Regions from separate parts of the Homo sapiens genome. Here region 2 is linked to region 1. A link is a loop called in an ENCODE intact Hi-C map of the cell type or tissue named here. Cell type or tissue: IMR-90. All regions are shown on one strand.

Region 1 (2,500 bases):
AAATAAAAATATTTCACTCCAAAACATGTGTCTTTGCCATATGTCGAAATGGCCCTGCAAAGCTGTCCTTTGTGTGGGAAAACCAGTTCAGTCACATTAGTCATGCATCTGTGAAGAATCTCTATTAACATGGCTAGATCTCTTTCTTCCAGGCCCTCCCAATCCTAAACAGATTAAGAGTCTAGCACCTTTTAAAGATCTGAACAGGAAACATTTGTCACCTGTTGTCTCCAAGGGCAGCCACTAATGAGGCTTCAAAAGAACCTTGGTCTCCACAGTCTTTTATCTTAAACTGAACATTTCCTTTCTATTGATCCCAGGTCTTCAGAGAAACTCAACCAATTGTCAACCAGAAAATGTTTACTTTTACCTAGAGCCTGGAAGCCCCCACTTTGAGTTTTCCTGCCTTTCCCAGGTGGGAAACCAGTGTATTTCTGAAATGTCTTTGATTGATGTCTCATGCGTCCCTAAAATGTATAAAACCAAGCTGCACCTGACCACTTTGGGCACATGTTCTGAGGACCTCCTGAGGGCTGTGTCACGGGCCGTGGTCACTCATATTTGGCCCAGAATAAATTTCTTCCAATATTTTACAGAGTTTTACTCTTTCTGTCGACAAGAGGCGCATAGGATATTTCATTCCAAGTGCTGTGGTGAAGACTGTTTTTACAAGTTGGCCTTGTGAAGAGCCATTGTTGTGTAGATGTGCCTCGCTTTGTTCCTGGAATGACATGGTGACCGTCTAATTTCCCAATTCAAGGAGAGTTCCTCTCTTTTAAAATCTTAGCTTTTTGTTAAGAGGTTTAGTGTCTTTGCTTTAGGAAACTGCTTAAAATGTCTACATTTTTCAACAGCTTGAGCAATGACTATACAGTAGCCTGAATCCTGTCAAATCTATGTGGTCTTTCAGTAGGGATTGTAATATTTTGTGAATCATTGTGGTGTACTCTTGGATGAGAGGTGTTATATTAAGAAAAATAGTTCTGAGGTTTTTTATGGGAAAATTACGGGTTTTACTTCCTGAAAATAAACATCTGAATGGTATTTGATGGAATGAAAGGGAAAGAGTGTAAGGTTACAGAGGTTTACACTATTTTTTAATAGCTTTTTTAAAAAAACTTATCTTACATTTTTGTTCAGTTGCACAATGTACATCAAACTAACCATAGCCATGTGGGGGCTGCTACTCACAAACTGTCATCCTACAAGTCCAAATACAGGAGAAGCAGAAATTATCATTGGCCCAAATGCTGTATTTCCAGTAACATATAAAACAGGGCATTTCTAATTTCTTCTAAGCTTAGTAACCACCTCAGCCACATTAGTCATGCATCAATAATGTTTTTTTTTTTTTTTTTTTTTTGCAGTCATCCAAGTGCACCACCATTAACATGATCTCTTCTGAGAATTACTCCTATAGTTATCTTAATTCTGTTGGACAAATGGAATTTTAAATTCATTTTAGTATTGTATTAACAAGAGTGCCAGATGCATCAAAAAGTGATGGTCATATTTTCCTATTTTATGTGTTATATTATTAAATGGCTCATTTAAAAAATGAAAATGCATACGTGTTTTATGATTTATTGATATCCTTAAAGTCCTAGCAGGTGTAGATACTTTATATATTTTTAAAACTTGATAGGATACTACTCTTTGCCTGCCTCTGAATAAAATATGTACTATTTTGTGATATAAATACATAATACTAGACAGCTAATTTTAATTAAAAACAATGTGTAAAAGTTTAAACAGCTTTTTTAATGAAATAATTTTATTACATATGATTCTAGATTTCAGGAATAGTCACTTATGTTATTTTGCTTTATTAGTTTTAGATCTTGCTGTATTTTTAAAAAGGAAATGAAATGATTATTGATGCAGAGAAAACCCTACCCACATCCCTCCCTTTTCTTCTTCTCTGATAACCACTGCTGAATTTGGTATGGGTCTTTCCCTAGTACCCATTCAGAAGCAATGATACAGGAGTTAAGAAGAAATTACTTAGGCAGATAATGAAGGTATGGGAATCCTCCCTAAGGTTTTCCTTTTAATGAAGAACAGCCCCCAAATCATTTTCTTTTCTAACGAAGAGCAGGCTGTAAAATCGAGCTGCAGAGTTAGACAAACAAGTTGGAAGCTTGTAAACGCGAATACTGGCAGTTGTGCCAATAGGAAAGGCTACCTGGGAATAGGCATGTTCAAAATGGTGGCTCCATCTTTTCTTTTCTGCCAGCCATGTGTACAGTAAGGAGCAGGCAAGATGGCGCTGGCCAAGTAGAAAGTCCATTTGCATAATAAGATTAGGGTTGGGCGGCTGGGCACAGTGGCTCAGGCCTGTAATCCCAGCACTTTGGGAGGCAGAGGTGGGTGGATCACCTGAGGTCAGGAGTTCAAAACCAGACTGGCCAACATGGTGAAACCCGGTCTTTACTAAAAATACAAAAATTAGCCGGGTGTGGTGGCATGACCTTGTAATCCTAACCACTTGGGAGGCTGA
Region 2 (2,500 bases), 82 kb after region 1:
CCATCAGGATCCTGCCAGACTTAATGTTCAAATTTGAACACTTTATTATGGAAATTTTAAACATATATTCAATGTTAATATAATTTCCACACACCCAACTGTGGCTAGCCTAGCTGCCCCAGTTGTCAGCTCACGGCTTATCTTGCTCCATCTCTCCCCACCCCCACCACACATACACACCCAATTTATTTTGAAGAAAATCTTTGGCATCCCATCATTTTGTCTGTAAATGCTTCAATATATAGTGATATCTACAAAAATCAGGGACTCTTGGCCATATATTTTTAAACAACTTTATTGAGATATGATTTTCACACTCCTGGTCATTACTTTAATACATAACCCAAACCCTTCTATTTCTTGCCATTTCCCCCGGCTTTTGTCCAGACCACCGTCTCTTAACAGCTGGGCTGCTTCAGAATACTCTGGCTTCCCCCCATGTCCATTACTGCCTCTTCTACACCCACAGCCAGATGGCCTAAGACACAGGTCAGATCAAGTGATTCTTCTGGCACTACCCCCATGGTGGTTCATTCTACCCAGAATAAGATCGAAGCCCACGCCCATCACATCAGTGACCTCCCATCATCTGGTCCTTGCTCACATTCCACCCTCCATCCACTCTCCCCCATCTGATACTCTCCAACATTGTAGGCAATTTTTCTGCTTCTCAATCATTTCTATTTTACACCAAGCTCTTCCACTTTGGGAGTTTGGCATGTGCTATTCTTCCTGACTAGGATGGTTTTGCAGAGATTTTCTTATGAATGACTTCTTGTCTTTCAGATCTCAGGTCCTAAATCATACCTTCAGAGAGTCCTTCTCTGACCACCCAATTTAAAGCAGCCCTCTTACTCATTCCCTATCACATCACCCTATTCTATGTTCATCACAGCACACAAATCTCTAAAATTGTCTTGTCTATTCATATATTTCCTTATTGGATGCTCCTCCCTGAAGAGCATAAGCTACGTAAGAAGAGAGATCTTGCCTGTATTGTATAATGTCTGGGAGGCAGCTGGCCTGCGATTCCTCCCTCTCAACCACTAGGAATACCAAGGGGCACTTGAAGAAAAAGAAAGAAGACAGGTGACCTACACGCGTCTCTGTTATATGAGGATAATAGGCCTCCTGGTAAATAGAGTCATGATGTTTGCTATGAAAAGAGCCCTTATCTATGTTCTGGTTTTAGCAGGATTTCTCTGGGTTAGGATTGCATGGTAAATAAATTTGTGGTCTATGGATCCATGAGTCATGGCTCTGTAGAGAACCAGACAGCTATTTGAAGTATTAAATGGAGATGTTTCATAACCTACATCCCTGTCCCTATGTGAACTAAACCACGTACCTTACCCAGAGACTAAGAGGGAAGGGAAGACCTGGAGACCCACACACGATGTCTTAACCTCTTCCTGCTTTTCTTGTGCCTCTTGGTGGCTGTATCCCTCTAATGATTGGAAAAGCTGGGTCCTAGGTGAGATTTCTGGTTTGTGTCTGACTTAACATCTGATCACTTTTGTGAGCCCAGCTGCCTAATCCCAGAGCCTAGAAAACTTCTTGGCTTAAAGAGCATTTGGTGAATATTTGTTGTGTGAGTGAGCATGATCACACATTTGTGCAAGGGTTGGCAGAGCCATGGTTTTCTTTTGTAGTTTTTTTGTTTCATTTATAAGCAATCCGTGTCAGAATAAGACCAGTTTCATTAGTTCTGCACTTTAAGTGGGAGATTCAGACATCTAGAAATAAACTTAGGATTATTACAGCATTTGTTAGAATTGAGGTTCATAAAAATAATGGACCTAATTTGGAAAATGTGGCCTTGCAAATATTTAATGACTTCACTGTAGCTGGTGGAGTGAAAGTGTAGCTCTGGTGATGCACATGGACTGAACTTGAGGAAAGTGGGGTGTCCTTGCTGTTATGCAAGGCTCATATCAGATGTGGTCCTTATATAAGGCTTATGATTGTATTTTTGAAAGCTCTACCTGAAGGGAATCTTAAAAGGAAAAAGTCCTCAAGTTATAAACCGCAGAAAACCTTATGCTTTTTTGAACTATTAGCCCAGTACTTCATTTTTATTCCTTTTGAGCCTATTTTTTTCTGTTGGCACAGAGGATAATTTAATGCTTTCCAGAAATGAAATCTTACAGGCATGCTGGCAACTTCTGGATTTGCTTCTGTAAAGTGATCTCTCAGCCTTGTGTGTAGTTATTGGTTTTAATTCCTTTAAATTAAAGTATGTGGGAACAGTATTGGATTTAATGGAGACAAAGTCTGGAACAGTGGATTGGCCCTGGTATTTTCTGCTGGAAACATTACTCTGAAGTGAATACACTGGGTGTCAGAGCTAAACAATAATTGCTCTTGTTTATCATTTACAGTGTGTACAGATCTGGTGAGAAACCTGTACTCTCTAACCTTCATCTTGAACCTCCTTTGTTGCTCTTGTCTGACTTACCAAGTTCTGTGGTCCACATACTTTATGAAAGTGGAGCTTTCC

Evidence for each region. Peaks named below come from ENCODE experiments on the same cell type or tissue, not always from the same donor. Only the 100,000 strongest peaks of a DNase experiment are listed, where the experiment ranks them.
Region 2: a loop joins it to region 1, with 7 times the contacts of the local background. A loop is called at or near these places in 2 of 110 quality-filtered maps.

Annotation. Positions count from the first base shown.
Region 1 is chr6:169,617,491-169,619,990 of GRCh38, reverse strand. The region is part of intron 21 of WDR27 (WD repeat domain 27); the gene reads left to right. Among named protein-coding and RNA genes, the nearest start is that of WDR27, 83 kb to the left of the region's middle. RefSeq lists enhancers at 1-412, 413-1,057, 2,437-2,500. In IMR-90, no CTCF peak of the experiment used is centred here; a DNase peak (open chromatin) is centred at 1,210; H3K27ac peaks cover 451 bases.
Region 2 is chr6:169,535,703-169,538,202 of GRCh38, reverse strand. All of the region lies in intron 25 of WDR27 (WD repeat domain 27), which reads left to right. Among named protein-coding and RNA genes, the nearest start is that of LINC02519, 150 kb to the right of the region's middle. In IMR-90, no CTCF peak of the experiment used is centred here; DNase peaks (open chromatin) are centred at 1,242 and 1,562; H3K27ac peaks cover 437 bases.